Linked DNA regions of Homo sapiens: region 2 is linked to region 1. A link is a loop called in an ENCODE intact Hi-C map of the cell type or tissue named here. Cell type or tissue: heart left ventricle. All regions are shown on one strand. Region 1 has its middle 130 kb from the start of LINC02706. Region 2 overlaps GLB1L2 (galactosidase beta 1 like 2).

Region 1 (8,000 bases):
CCATGGAGTCAGCTTTGTCAAGGTCACACAGATAAAACATGCCAAGGTCTCCAGGAAGGCAGAGAAACACAGTTCCATGGGCTTCCCCAGGCCAGACCACAAGCGGAGCTATGGCCAGGCCTTGTGACCAAGTCAACAGCCACCACTGCTGGGGTAATGCTGAGGTCGGAATGCAGAAGTTGGGGGCTGGGCAGAAATAGCTCCCGCAGGGTGTGGGCCACCAGCTATAGAGGAACGTTTTGTTTAGTAAACAATGAAAGGTAAACAAAAATATCCAAGAAAGAAAGAAAAATTGACAGCAATAGTGAAGGAATTCTGGAGGCTCAGATGAGAGGATTGCTTTACTGAATGGTTGAACTCAGCCAGGGACAAAGAACCATTGTTCACGGGACATTGCCAAGGTCCTGGTAAGAAACCAAGTAGGAAATGGAGAAGGAAGGACTCTCGGCCCAGGGACAGTGTCACCTCCCATCATGCTGGATGGCTGTGGGTGCAGCCGTGCCGGGGAGGAGGGGGAGCCCTTTCATCCTCAGCCCTGCCTGCTGGTTCAGCCTCACAGAGCATCAGGAATCCCCTAAGAAAGCTGTACCACGTGAGCTGCAGAGCGGCGAGAGGGCCGGCAGGTGCAGAGGCCTGGCCCTGATGTGCCTCGGCGCTGTGACCCAGGGTTAAAATTGCTCTACAGCCAAACTTCAGACTTTCCAAAAACCACATTTCAAAGCAGTGGCCATCAAGATCGAACCGCAAATCATCTGTTGCTCTGGTTCTTAATTATTTCAGGGAACTGAAGACACGAATAAAGGTCAACTAATGTCCTAGAAAGAGAGAGAGAGATTGCTTGCTCAATCAGCAAATTAATTCTTCCTCAATTCATAAACAGATAACAGGAATGAGTGTGTGTCTCCCGAGCCCTCACAGAAGGCCTGCCCCTGGCTGCCCCTGGCAGCTCCCTGGCCAGGAGCTGGAGCTGCTGGCTTCTCTCCCATGTGTGGGGAGGCAGCAGGGGGGTGGGGTTGAGGCAGGAGCAGCACTTATTTCAGACTCAAACACCACACACAGGGATTGTCGATGAAAACTGACACATGAAATAGGGCATCGGTGGGATCTGAGGTGTCAAGAGGCCTTCGAAGAGGGCGGCAGCTTCAGAGGGTGTCGCCCAACACACCCCCTGTGATGTCGAGTGACCACATGCAATTCCAGTGTTGACTGCAGAGGCTCGTCACCAGCCTGCCTCACGTTGTCATCTTTCCACCTGCTGGGCTGCAGGTCACGGGAAATCCCCATAATGGGGACACAATCTATGGGCACAATCACTATTTCAGATTCCAACTAGACGCTCGGATGCAGGCCAGTGCTCGGGTTCATGCAGCCACTGAGTGGTTGCATCGGGGGCTGCACGCAGGCTTTCTGCCCTGCTGCCCTCAGAGACTGCAGCCCTCTCCCTGCATGTTTGCTGAAGCCACTGCCAGCTCAGAATGTAGACATGGCCACGTCCAAGAGTGAGAAGAGCAGTGTTTTCTTCCAGCTGTCTTATTCAGAAGAAAACCTTTTCCAAAAGTCCCATCTGACTTTCTTGCAGCAACCTTTGGCTCAGGATGGGGCATCCTCCCATGACCTAGCCAGAAAAGCAGCTGAAAAAGTGAAGTCAGATGTTTTCAGCACATTGTGGGTGACGGAGAGACAACTTTAAGAAAGCAGGTAAGTGACAACAGATTCAGCCTCCTCTGTGCCTGGGCACCTCTGTTCCCTCTGCCCTTGCTGGCTGTCCACCCTGACATTTTCTATTCTTAGAAAACCCTACTGTATCTAGAGAGCTCACCACTTCCCCCTTGAACTTCCTGCAGGCTACCACATAGTCACTTGATTACATCTAGCTCCGTACAACATATTTCTCCAGCTTCCAGGTCCGTTCTTTGAACGTGAATGCCTTCATTTCAGAGATGTCATCTCTACCTCTGTGTGCTCCAACCTCACCTTCTCATGTTCCCATCTCGCCCCCACACAAAGCCCAGTCTATTCCACTCACAGGCTCTGCTCAGTAACTCTTTTTTTTTTTTTTTTTTTTTTTTTGAGATGGAGTCTCATTCTGTCACCCAGGTTGGAGTGCAGTTGTGCGATCTTTGCTCACTGCAACCTCCACCTCGCAGGTTCAAGCAATTCTCATGCCTCGCCCTCCCTAGTAGCTGGGATTACAGGTGCCAGCCACCACATCTGGCTAATTTTTGTATTTTTAACAGAGACGGGGTTTCACCATGTCGGCCAGGCTGGTCTTAAACTCCTGACCTCAGGTGATCCACCCCACCTTAGCCTCCCAAAGTGCTGGGATTACAGGCATGAGCCACCATGCCTGGCCTCTGCTCAGTCACTCTTGATGAATGAATGAGCAAGTGAACAATCAAATGGGTTCAAAGATAACCTACACAGTGCTCATACCCTTTAGGACCTTTGGCCTGCCCACGAAGGAAACAGATAACATGACCCTCATTAAGTCAACAGGGCTGTGAGTGCTCACTGGCTTGGATGCTGTGTCTGCTCAGGGAAGAAGGAAATGAGGACTGTTGTCCCTCAGTCACATGGGGCTGTTTTCAGGGTGTCCAGACCTCAGGTGTGACCCTCATGTTAGTTTATCTAGAAACTGTGGTTCTTAAAGTCCCTCATGAGACTGTAACAGTGGATCCGTGCCATTATACCTTCCACCAAACTGAAAGAATGCGCAGCACCAAGAGTGTGCTCTGATGTCAGCCATGGGCCTTGGGTGATGATGATGTCAGTGAAGACTCCTCACTTGTAAGAAATGTTCCACTGTGGTGAGGATGTTGCTGCTGGGGGAGGCTGTGCATGTACTGGGGCAGAGGGTATCCGGAAACTCTCTGTACCTTCCACTCAGTATTTCTGTGAACCTAAAACTGCTCGAAAAGTAAAGTCTATTAAGATAAATTAATTAATTTTAAAAATGTAAAATGTACCCTTGGCAGGGGGGAGGGCAGGAGGAACCCAGTGTGTGTGTCTGGTTCCCGTTGCTGCTTTCGCAGCAAGTCACATGGTGTAGTGGCTTACTACTGCAAACTCCCTGTCTGCAGTCCAGCAGATCAGGAGTCCAGCACAGCATGGGTCTCAGGTGCGTGCACACCACAGGTCTCTGCATCTCTTTCTGGAGATGCTAAGGGAGAGCCCACTCTGCTTGCCTTCCCCAGCTTCTAGAGGCCACCCTCCATCCTTAGACCCTGGCCCCTTCCTCCATCCTCAAAGCCAGCAAGGTCAGGGGGTCCTTCTCATGTTGTATCTCTGACCCTTCTATAGTGAGTGCTTGCAACTGTATGCTGACTTCGCATCCATGTTTATATGGTAAGTTTAGGCCAGGCACGGTGGCTTATACCTGTAATCCCAGCACTTTGGGAGGCCGAGGTGGGCAGATCACCTGAGGTCTCGAGTTTGAGACAAGCCTGGCCAACACGGCAAAATAAAAAATTTAAAAATAGCCAGGTGTGGTGGTACGTGCCTGTAGTCCCAGCTACTCATGAGGCTGAGGCAGGAGAATCACTTGGACCTGGGAGGTGGAGGTTGCAGTGAGCCGAGATGGGCCACTACACTCCAGTCTGGGTAACAGAGTGAGACTCCATCTCAAAAAAAAAAAAAATAGTAAGTTTAACTTTCTCATACAAGAAGCAGGGCTCTGTCACCCTTGACACAGTTCCCAATACTATACCCCACCCAATGGCTTCAGCCAGGGGCCAGAGATAAAATGTAGAGGCATCTCTCCTGCCTGCCATGCTGGACTCTTGCTTTCCCACACTTCTTTAAAAGGACCATTCAGACATTTGCCATTGAACTTAAAGGGACCACTTCTCATTCACAGTATGACCTCCTGGAACTTGTGCCTGCTTGCTCTGAACCCACCGATTAAAGCTCCCACAGGAAACCTGTTTGGATAATGCACTGTTTGGATAACGCACTGTTTGGATAACACACGGGGCCCAATAAAGGCGTTGGCCAAGAGGTCTCTTTTCTCTCTCCGCCTGCGCCCCTGATTTCCATGTACCATGTACTCCCTCAGATCTGTAAGTGCCAAAAACTCCTAAATCTTCACATTAGGGTTGTGTCATTGACACCATGCCCACGGTCCAACCTCTGAGGACTGGCGAGGTCCCAGAAGCCCCATGGACATGGACTCCCTGCTGGTGCTCTTTCGTCCAAGCCTCTCAGCAACTGGGACAGTAGTTACCAGCTAAATTGATAGAGTGTCATTCAAAACACCTTCCCCATTGCCTCTGAATACAGCTGGTAAGGATTCTCTTATTTTAAGGACTTATGTGATTAGATTGGGTTTACCCAGATAATCCATGGTAATCCCCATCCGTAACCATAATCCCATCTGCAAAGCCCCTTTTGCTACCTAAGGTGCATATTCATAGGTTCTTGGGATTAGTGGGGTTCCGTAGGCTGTCATTCTGCCCATCGTGTGTGAAAGATCCACCCCGGGAACTTGGTCTGTGGAGTCTCAGGCCGCACCTGCAGAGATTCAGACCCAGTGTGTCTGGGGCCAGGCCCAGGGACTGGCAGGTGTAACAAGTACCCAACCAGCTAGCGCAGGTGGCCTGAGGAGCTCACCCTTGAGAAGCACCAACTTGGATGCACACCAGGCTGCCACCCCCATGGCTCGCCCCGATGCCCCCAGGAGCCCCTGGAGACAGAAAAGAGGAATACTCATGCCCACTCTGAGGCTGGAGGCGGGCACTCAGGCTGAGAAGAGGGCGCCTTATTGACCAGGACAGAGACAGGGCTGGGGCTCCAGTCTTCAGGCACACAGTTGGGTGCGGCTGTGTGGCAGGGGGAGGGGGTGGTGGCCCCTCCCACAGCAACCCGCAGGCCTCAGCAGTAACTGAGCCCCCTCTGAACCTGCCACCCTGGACCTGCATGAGGCACCTTCCACAGGGCTCACCCCTCAGAGCTCCCCACCCACAGACCTCTGCTCCAGGAGAGAGATTCCATCTGCAGGGAGGGTGCTGGCACCGAGCCCTGCCAGAGCCACTTCCCTTGCAGGCGCGGCTGCGTGTGTGTCACCTGTGCTGTGTTCTGATCTAATTGTTTGTAATTACAAAGTAGCGGGATGTAAAATACTAATTGAAAATTGTTGGTGCTTCCCTTCTGGAGTCTGGAGAGAATGTGTGCCTGTCTGGTTACTAGGAAAAGGATTGTACTTTCTAGACCATTGATCTGCCGTCATTAAGGCTCAGATACAGCGCCCTATGAGTCAGCACGGGAACACTCTTTGCTGGATTCCTCTACCTGGGACTGCAGTCTCCTCCAGCTCTGCGAATGACAGAGCCGCCAGATTTGATGCAGTGTGCTGCCACCACTGCCCTATCAAGGGTTATTTATCTCATTTACTTTCAGAATGGGTGAGTTTAGTGAGCCTCACAATGGTCTCTGCATAGCACGGAATATGAAGAGACAGCCAGGCTGGGGTGCGTGGCATTGAGCTGCCACTGTGGGGAAGGGTGGCGGGAGGGGCAGCCAGCCCCATTGTCCCTCTTCCCCTCTCCACATACCCCACCAGTTCACTGCCCCAAGTGGCTGTGTTCTTACTGTACAGGGATTTCCCAGGACAAGGGGAGCCCAAAATGACAAATAGGCAGCCTCCACCCTGTCAGGACCTTGGGATGCGATGGATACAGATTCCTGAGGAAGGCATTGCCTGTCAAACTCAATAAAGGTCCGCACCTCCCCAAACCCTCACCTCTGGCCCTACTCCTGGGAGCACATGCCCCGCACAGCTCCACTGCATCTGTGCAGGGTGCCTGCAGGCCTGGCCTCCCAGATCAGCACCAGCAGGTGGCTGTAGTGTCCTAGGGGCAGTCACACCGTCACACAGAGAGACACCCACAGAGGCCCCTGCAAAGGGTGACACAGGAGACACACACAATCCTCCAGGCTCCCTTCCCCTTTCTGCCGTCTTCATGCAGATGAGCTCCGTGAACACGCTCTGAATTTTACATGAATACAAAATGAATTTATGTAGCATTCTGCCACTGGGATTTGGGGCTTTATCTGTTACAGCACCTCGCATTACCTGAACAAGTACATACCTCCAGCCAGAAAGCAAGCTCCATGGGGCAAACGCAGTTCCCTCTCCTACCACACCCTCCCTACCTGCAGCACCGGGAACAGCAGGTTTCAGCAAATAGTTTTTGGATGAATGAATGAATGAGTGAACAAATGAATGAATGAATCTGTGTGCCTAGAGACCTTCCCATGCCCTGACTTTGCCTACTCACCATCTCTTCAGCACAGGCGCCCCCAGGGGTGCAGAAAGGCTGGACGCATCCTCTGGGAGCGGTGGCCGCACTGCCTGGCTTTACCTGTCAGTCTCTCCCCAGTGCCCGTGAGCGCGGCACGGCAGGGACCCTGGGATCTCCTTTACCGTGTGTTCCCAGCTCTCGCCAGGATGCTTGTGGTACAGCAGGCGCTCAACAAACATGTGTTCTGTGACTGAATGCATAAACCAATATTTGTGAGCACTTTGAGTCCACAAAGCACTTTCACACACAAGGCCCTGCGCACTCCAGCTCCGTTTGACTCCTGGCTTCAGAGTGAGGGTTATGGTAACAAGGACAGCATTATCTGGATCTGCTGGTTCTTGAGTTATACATAGCAAGTACTAAGAGAGCAGTTTTTTTTTAAGATGTGAAAAAAATATCATTTTAGTTAATCTTTTTAGTTCCTAAGTTCAGATACTAAGGTTGTTGCCCAGGAGAGTGAAGGGCTAGTTGCAGTATAATCCATTTGATCTTCACAGTAATCTCTGAGGCATTAACATCCTCATGATAAATCCCAATTTCGGTTCAGAAAGGTTGAGTGATGGCGGACTGTACCGCATGGGAATGGCAAGGCCAGGCCTGCAGTGCAGCCACAGAGCTCTCTCTCCCTTTATGCTCCCTTCAGAAACCCAAGGGGCTACCTAAGAATAGCAACAGCGTGGCCTGGATTTTCTGAGAAGCCCCAATTTTAAATAGGTTTTCCACTCTGCCTGTAAGTGCACTAGAACATACACAGTTCTCTCTTGGAGAACACGGTCCCCATTCTTCCAATGCACAGCTCAAGCAGACATGGCCAGCCTTGCAACTGCTCACTCAGACTCTGCCTGCTGTGAATTGAGCCCTGAAACCATCACACTGCCGTGCCCCTCCCCAGACCCCCCATCCCCTGCCTGCCAAGCTTATTCTCTTACTCCCATCCCCACCATTGCCCTCCCACCCCCTAGGAAGCAAGCGGCCAGCTAGGCAAGTCCTTCCTATTTCTTTGGCCTCTGAGGCTTCAGGGATCCCAGTGAGTGGAGTAAGTTCAGGGAGGGCTGCAAACCAGAGGGACAGGGCCCCCAAATCACAGCCAGGGAGTCGCCTCACAAAACACCACTTGAAATAATTGGCTTCCGTGCCTGCGGAAATGTAGGTCAGTGCCTCAATGCGACAGCAAAAAAGCATGACCATCCAAGAGAAAGACAGAAGGGGAGTAATTACAAAATATAGATTAAACAACCATCAGATAACAAACCGAATAATAAGCATCAACACACGAGATGAAGGAAAACAGTTAAACCAACGGATTGTAGCTGGTTCCCGCGCTTGTCAAGAGGCCCCCTTCCCCTTTACGGCAAATGCAACTCCAGTCCCAGAACGAGCTTTCTCTTCTCTCAGCTCCATACTTGGAGCAGTCCCAGTAGGGGCTGTTCTTTGTCCCAGAAGAAATCAGAGCCTGGTCCTGCTGCGGGTTTTTGAGGCTTAGAAGGAGTTTTTGGATCCTGGAATAAGGGGACCTTTGGGGATGCATGGGGAGTGCAGAGAGCTCCACGCTTTGCACTGAAGTTAGCCCTGGAGAGCGTTCTACATGAGATCCTCCAAAGACTGTGTCAAAAACCCTGGTTTAAATGGAGTTGTCCTAATACCTTTACAGCTTCGCCCCTTCTGTTGGCAATTTTACCACCAGAAGGGGAGGTATCTGGA
Region 2 (8,000 bases), 220 kb after region 1:
AGGCAGAGACCCAGCTGGATCGCGCCTGATCTGCGTCACAGGAGCCTGCCTGGGAGCGGGGCCAGCCCTCCCACCTCCTCCTGGGAGCCTCCTCGCCTACTCTGGCAGCTGAACTCCAGGAGAAGCCACATCAAACACACACACGGCCCCACACGGCTGTGGTGGCTCCACGCAGATGTGCCTGAGGACACAGCCCCTGCTCTGAAAGGCCATCAGCCGGAATGGAAAGCAGCCCAGCGTCTCCACAGCCATCCATGCCTGTCCATCCAAGCACAACTCCACTCCAGGCCCAGGACCAGTGTGACGATGCAGCGTGGGGGCAGTCTGGAGCATCCACGCCCCTCAGTGAGCCAGGGGACAGCTGGGGCCTCTCAGGTCTGCAGAGGGCTGCAGCATGGCCCTGTCCATCCACCTGCTTCGGAGGGGCACGCGAGCTCGAGAAAGAGGCCAGTCAGAACTACAGGGTGGCATAAATGCCCATCAGTCTGACAGATATTGAGGGACATCTGGAAACTCCTCCCTCTCTCCGCACCTGGAGTGGACCAGGCTTTCTGCCTTGCTGATGACAATAATCTTTCTAGGATTGCAGGGGCCTCACAGGTTAAGGTCGGATGCCTGTGTAGTATAGGACAGGGAAGTTTTTCCTTCCCCCCTCAATCCCTGGGAGCAAGTCTGGAGCTAGTTGAGGCCACAAAAGTCGAGTCCTCTAGGAGTGCACCAAAAGGGCCCCTCTCTCAGGGCAGTGGGTGATGTCCACACTGCATCAGCCTACACAGCAGCCCTCAGAGGTGTTTCTGGGCAGCGGGCCTTGCAGGCACACAGTGGCATGGGCGGGGGGCCAGAGGCCATCAGCCCTGAGTCCAGCTCCCTGCGCTGGGGAAGCTGAGCACGCTGACAGGCATTCAGAATTCCCATAGGCCGCTGAGCAGGGCGGGCCGCAGCTTCCCTGGGGCTGGACTTACCTGGACGTTGAAGAGAAAGGTGGTCAGTAGCTGCAGCTCGTGTGTTGACTGCAAGTTGATGGTGGCCAAGACTGTTAAAGGGAAGAGGAGAGAGAGAGACAAAGCACTGTCTCAAAGCCAGGGACCTTCTAGGTGACCCCAGACCCTTCTCAATCCACCAGCACAATAAAGTAAGCGGCCCTGACACCGTTTCCCACCTCCAGTTAGAAGTCAGCCACAGTCAGGCGCGGTGGCTCACACCTGTAACCCCAACACTTTGGGAGGCTAAGGCAGGTGGATCACTTGAGGCCAGGAGTTCGAGACCAGCCTGGCCAGCATGGTGAAACCCCCTCTCTACTAAAATACACAAAAAAATTAGCCAGGGTTGGTGGTGCATGCCTGTAATCCCAACTACTTGGGAGGCTGAGGTGGGAGGATCACTTGAACCCAAGAGGCAGAAGTTGCAGTGAACTGAGATTGTGCCATTGCACCCTAGCCTGGGTGACAGAGTGAGACTGTGTCTCACAAAAATAAATAAATAAATAAGTCAGCCAGGACGCCAGGAGACTTATCTTGTTGTCTTGGAGACTCCGCCACAGCAGCACAGAGCTGAGAGGCAGTCACTCGCTGTGCACCTGATCTCAATCAACTGTGACTTCTACAAGCCGAGCATGCACTCTGTTCCTTGTTCTTTTGTACGAACCAGAGCCTGATCCTTCCTTGGCACCCCAAGCATCCGGTCCAAGGTAATGATGTAAACAAAGATTCCTCTCTGATTTCTTGATAAGGGCTAATTCTGTATTCTACCCCATAACATGTTCCGTTTAAAATTTAAAATGCTATTTTCAGTGGCTTTCTATCAGTGAAACATATGCTCAAGAAAGGTGCGCTCTGTTTGGCTGACACCCGGGCATGCCCACGCCCACCCCAGTGGCACAGCCTTATCCTGGGGCCCCTCACCTGCCTGCTATCTGCCTAACAGTCAGTTCACAGGCACAGCCTAGGCACACACCAGAGAGGCTGAGCCAGCCTGGCAAGCCAGGCCACCCTGATGCTCTGCTGCAGGACGAAAGCCTCTGATTGCCAGTGAAGGAACGCAAGCGACAGCTGGGGCTCCGGGGAAGTGAAATAACTTGCCTCTAGGTCACAATAATTGGCCTCAGGTAGCGGCAGAGCGGGACTGCACACCTGGGTCTCCCTGACACCATACCATAGCTCTGCCCTGTCCCTGCCCTCCAGCAGCCCACTGGGTGGGACCCTCCACCCAGACCCCTCCCCTCAAGCCAGAAGCCCTTTGAAGACAGGAGGCCAGTCTGAAACTGAGCAGGCTGAACTCAAAGTCCGCAGGATGCACAGGGCTAAGTGAACACAAGCATCTCTGTCCTGTCCTTCCTGATACGTCTCACAAATACAAGCGGAGAGTGGACAGGTAGACGGCCATGAGGAACAGCAACAAGAAGAGACACTGGCAAATCCTGGAACACTGAGAAGGACACAGGGACAGTAAATGGTCTAGGAGTGCGGAAGGGGTGACAGTCGGCTCCAGCTCCAGCCCAAGGCCTCACCCCACTCCCAGCCCCAGGACCTGGTCACCATGAGATGGGAGGATGCCCTGTCCTCAGCCTTCATCCTCATTCCCACCTGGGCCCATCCCCTCCTCGGGGGCCATCCTGCCTGAGAACCCTGGGCCCGAGCTGCTGCGGGAGTGGGCGTGTGTGGCAGGTGGAGGGGAGGGCGGGAAGAGGAAGAAAGGCAGTGTCCACAGCACATTCCTGTCCACCGCCGGCCTGGCCCAGAACAGCTGCGGCAAGAACCCAGGACTTCTCCAGAAACACTCAACAGTGGCAGACACAGCCCCACACTCCGACAAGTGAGTGTCCCTTCTTGAAAAAGCCCCACGGCCCAGTCATCCCAGGGGGAAGAACTCCTGTCAACAGCCTCTCCCACACCCGGCGCTCCGAGTGGCAGCCGAGAGCCTCTTTCCTAAGCTGCTGGGTAGCGGCTGATCCAGAGCATCCCCTCGCGCAGGAGATGGAGTGGAACAGCCAGCAGAAAAACACGCGGGCAGCGCCGGGGAAGGAACGCGGGCAGCGCCGGGGAAGGGAACGCGGGCAGCGCTTTTGTAAAAAGCAAACTACCCTCGGAGAGAAATAAGAAAGGTAGTATCCATTTCTAAAGTATGCTATGAGAAGAGAAATACATTCAAGAAAAACGTGACCCAGGAAATGACGGGAGGACTGGAAGATAAAAGCTCAGGAAGTCACCCAGAAAGAAGAGCTGAAAGGCACAGAGATAAAGAACAGAAAAGACGTAGACAATCTACAGAAGCACCCAATACACAAACACAAGGATGACCGAAAGACCCGAGGACGAGAGGGTGGAGCACCACGAAAGACACGCACAACCCGCACGGCCCACCATGGTGAGCGTAACTGGGCCGCTCCCCGGATGCGCAGCAGCACGAGAAGGGGAGGGCGGGCTCCCTGAGGAACTTGGCCGGGGGCGAGGAGGAAGAAGACCCAGGAAACGCTCGGGAGCCGGAGTCCCCTGTGCCGAAGCAGCAACAGCAGGTGCCGGGAAGCCACGGAGCACCAAGAAACATCCTGTTTCCTGGAACTCCAGGAAGCAGGATTCCACGCGGGATGCAGCCAAGCAGCAGACCCCCCACCATGCAGGCCAGAACAATGAGAGCGAGGCCTCCACACGAGCCGGATCAGACCCAGGCAGAACCGGACAGGCACAGGACCTGAGGAACACCATCGACAGGCATCTGCGACATCTCTGGCAAAGCATTTGTTTAAAAGAGAAAGCGGCACCAGGGGAGTTGAGGGGAGGAAAGAGAATTGAAATGAAAAGAAAAACAAACAGAATAATTACACTGAAAACTAAGCACACTGCAGAGCCGGCTGGCACCCTGAGAATTCACAGATACTGTGCAGGGCATCACCCACGTGGCAGGTGCCTGCAGTGAACCGTTGTCATACACATCCGCGAGGCCCACGCTGGCGCCTATCAGGGCTGAACAGCCATGCTGGCAGGAAAGAACACTCATCACCTACTGGAACAAGAAGTCAATAGGCAGAATTTTTTTTTTTAACGGAGTTTTGCTCTTGTCACCCAGGCTAGAGTGCAGGGGTACCATCGGGGCTCACTGCAACCTCTGCCTCTCACATTCAAGCAATTCTCCTGCCTCAGCCTCCCAAGTAGCTGGGATTACAGGCACCCGCCACCACGCTCGGATAATGTTTTTTGTTTTTTGTTTTTTTTTTGAGACGGAGTCTTGCTCTGTCGTCCAGGCTGGAGTGCAGTGGTGCAATCTCGGCTCACTGCAAACTCCGCCACCCGGGTTCACGGATTCTCCTGCCTCAGCTCCCGAGTAGCTGGGACTACAGGTGCCCGCCACCACACCCGGCTAATTTTTTGTATTTTCAGTAGAGACAGGGTTTCGCCATGTTGGGCAGGCTGGTCTCGATCTCCTGACCTCATGATCCGCCCGCCTCGGCCTCCCACAGCGCTGGGATGACAGGCCTGAGCCACTGCCCGGCCAATAGGCAGAACTTTTAAAGCAAACGATGCAGGGCTGTATGTTCACAGTATTTGGAAATAAGAAGGAAAATATCCAAAGAAAAAGTCAAAGAGTTGAAAATGGTCATTTCTGGAGAATGTAACGAAGAGTAGGCAACACTGTATTTCTCTACCAACATTTTCGATTATTTCACTTTTAGACCATTTAATTTTTTTAATTAAAAAAAAAAAAAAGAAGTTATTCCGGGCAGCAGGTGGCAACAGGGGCACGCAGGTGGGTGCCTGGAGGTGGGAGGGCCACAGGGAAAAGCAGTGGCGGCTCCCGGGCTTCCTTGCAAGGCCTGAAACCGGGAGGCCGCCAAGCGCTAAAACGTGCTCCAGCACCAGGAGTCTCCCAACACAGCCACAGCCCTGCGGAGCCCGGAGCAGGCCTTGGAAGCAGCCGTGGGGAGACGGCGCCACCGCGTGGAAGCCGTGGGGATCACTGCTGGTCCTCCCCATGCCGGAGACACGAGGTCTGGGTCCTTGACTGACTCTGCCTGGGGACAAAAGCCTTTTCCTCGCCATTCATGGACCTTCACTCCCTGGGTGCCAGCTAGGCGCTGCTGCAGGGATATAGAGAGATCTTCCAGCAGCTCGGTCTGTGGAAGGAAATGCAAAAGAAAGAAAAGAAAGCGTGGAATGTGCCAGAGCAGACACAAGCACGGGTGCAGGAGGCCACAGGAAGGGCCCCGCTGCAACGATGGGAGGGCGCTATGCTCACCAAGGCCACAAACCACGCCTGGGCCCCTGAGCACAGCCTGAACCAGCCAAAGCCCAAGCCCCGCCAAGAGTACTGCTGGGTGAAACAGATGAATGACATAAATAAACTACCTGGAAGGTGAGAGGGCGAAAAGAAAGCAGGGAGAAGGATTGAGTGAGCCCCACGAAGGAAGAAGTTCAATTTCAAGTGTGGTGCTACAGAAAGCCTCGCTAACTTCGGAGAACAGCCATGTAGCTCTCTGGAAGAAGAGCAAAGCCCCCCAGGCTGGGGATCTGGATGTTGGAGGAACAGTAAAGAGGGTGAAACGGTGTGAGCAAAGGGAAGGAGCAGGAGGTGAGCTCAGCTAGGTCCTGGAGGCCAAGTGGAGAGGCCTTTCGAGGTCATTCCCAGAACCTGCGCTTCACTCTGAGTGTGACAGAGATGCCTGGCGTTCAGCAGGATAGGGTAATCTGGACGACATTTTCAGAGGCACACGGAGGCTGATATGCTGAGAACACATTATGGAGTCAACAGTGAAAATGCTACTGCAGCAATGCAGGCCAGGGGTGCTGCTAGCAGGCAACTGCTTAGGCCTGTAGGGATTCCAGGAGCACTGGGAGATAAAGCAAACAATGGCTTAGGTGCCAGGCGGAATGGAGAGGAGCTCACAGTCACTACCAGGTTCGGGGCCCATGCAGCTGGGAAGAACGGAGCTGCGATGTTCTGAAAACAGGAAGCCCGCACGTGAAGCAGTCATCTGCAGAGTGCCCTTGGAGCCCGAGTGCCCAGCAGGGCAGGAGAACAGCCACCCAGCCAGCCACGCACCACAATCTCTCACACAGACCCTCCCCACTCATGGAACCCAAGGGTGTCTGCAGCCCAGTGCCATATGCACGGGAGAATAACAGGCACCAGAGAAACTCCTACTTGGGTCGCAGTCCCACAGCGGGAGCGTGCACAGCCAGCCCAGGGCCGCCGCCAGCCCCCACGGCCCAACACAAGTGCAGTTACCTCCCTGGACAATCCCCTTGCTCAGCCCATCCTTGTTGTCTGAAGTCAGGAGCAGTTCCACAATGCCACGGTCCTCCAGTGCCTGTGGGGGAAATGAGACAAGCCCTCGTCTGCCCTGGCTCCTTAGAGCTTCTGCAGTGACACACAGCTGCAGTTGGGTAGCCTGAAGAGCTAGAAGGAGAGATGACAAATAAAGCGTTTATTTCTCTGCCAAAAACAGAAAAGTCTCCTGCCATCTGCACCGGCCATGCTCAGCACAGCTCCAATCAGCATGAATTCCCATCACAGCAGGGGCAGGGCTGGCAAACTAGGGCAGCCCCTGGTTGCTCCGGATCTGGAAGGTGCCCGGTGGGCCAGCTAGCATGCCTAGGCGAGTCTACACTGAGGCCAGCTCAGGGAAGCCTGCTGCCGCGTGTCACCCGCCACTGTCTGCTGGGCTCCAGCGAGTAGGTCAGGCCTCCAGGACGACACCTACATCCTTCCCTTCTCTCACAGCACAAGCAACAGGCCTGTCCCTTCCCCACGCTGGCCGGTGTGGGTTTGGGGGATGGCAAGGCCCAGGAGGGCCCACCATGCCCTGTCACGTGCCCACGGTGCACTGCCCATGCCCAGAACAGCAGGAAGCATCCTCCCAGCTGTAAAGCAGAGAGTGAAGTGGAAGAAACGCTGTGCTTGAGGGGCAGTGACGACAATCACCACTCAGAGCGTCCCCTGACATCCGCAGAGCAGTCACTGCCACGCCAGGCCCTCCGCTCATACACAGACTGTCCTACGCGAGCCTTGCAGTTGCTGTCTTCACAGTAGAGACGCGCCTCGGAGGCGTGAAGTCAAGCATCGCAGGTTACAGGGCCCATGGCAACGTGGGCCTGAACCCAGAGCCAAAGGCTCTGTGCTGAGGTGCTAGGATCTTTTGGATCAAAAATCCCAACAGAGGTGTCTTCTCGTAATCTTCCCTGCAGATATTATGCCAAGACTGTTTATTTCCGCTGAAATCTTTTGGAAGTGGATAGACAGCGAGATCATCTGCTGGGCGAATAAGGCTCGTGTCCAGTCCCACACGCGGGGAAGGAAAGAGCAGAGGGGGCTCTGGTCTCAGGCACAGGAGAGCTGCAGAGTTCAATCCATGAGCCCAGGTGGGATTAATCAAGAGTCCTGTATCTACCACCTCACACTATCATTCACTGATATTTAGCAAGCATTTACTTAGGTCCCTACCACATACACACACACTTAACATTTCCTGGGCATTCATTTACCGACTCCACCCCAGAGGGGATAATTGCTCCCGCCTGAGCACCAGAGATCTGCAGAGCTAGGCTGGGAGCAGGCACCTGTTCTCTCACACCACTCTCCCAGCAGCCTCAGAGAGAGGCTGGTGAATTCTCCCAAGAGCTTCCGGACCACAGAGGCTGGACGCTGCTGCTTCTCTTTGCCCACCTGAGTCACACATGGGCGCCTCCGCCCCGACACCAGGGAAGCATGAGTGGAGCAGGACGTCCCTGAGGGAGCTGCACTCTCCTCTCGTGGGGCTCTCCTTCTCTGCAGCTGAGTAACTGAGTCAACAACCGCTGAGAGGCCCCAGGGCCAAGAGACAGTCTGCGGGAATGGGGTATCGCAGGAGACGCTTCAAGTCCTGTGCTGGGATGGGATCTTTCTGTAGGAAGCTGAAGGAGTGCCCTACTCCAGGCCGTGGCTGGGCATGGCCATCAGAATGGACCTTGCCCCTTTCCAGCTTGAGGAATGCCACCCTTCCTGGACACGGCCTTGCTTCCTCCTAAGAG

Evidence for each region. A loop is a pair of places that touch in the nucleus more often than their neighbours do. Peaks named below come from ENCODE experiments on the same cell type or tissue, not always from the same donor. Only the 100,000 strongest peaks of a DNase experiment are listed, where the experiment ranks them.
Region 2: a loop joins it to region 1, with 2.3 times the contacts of the local background. A loop is called at or near these places in 10 of 110 quality-filtered maps.

What each region holds. Positions count from the first base shown.
Region 1 is chr11:134,577,416-134,585,415 of GRCh38, reverse strand. No RefSeq gene overlaps it. Among named protein-coding and RNA genes, the nearest start is that of LINC02706, 130 kb to the left of the region's middle. RefSeq lists enhancers at 1-140, 141-785, 786-1,431. In heart left ventricle, no CTCF peak of the experiment used is centred here; a DNase peak (open chromatin) is centred at 4,642; H3K27me3 peaks cover 6,049 bases.
Region 2 is chr11:134,357,361-134,365,360 of GRCh38, reverse strand. GLB1L2 (galactosidase beta 1 like 2) reads right to left here. Exons shown (of 19, transcript NM_001370461.1): 7 at 6,220-6,301; 8 at 963-1,033. Among named protein-coding and RNA genes, the nearest start is that of GLB1L2, 29 kb to the right of the region's middle. RefSeq lists an enhancer at 6,121-6,644. In heart left ventricle, a CTCF peak has its summit at 4,930 (motif pointing left); a DNase peak (open chromatin) is centred at 4,910; H3K27me3 peaks cover 5,537 bases.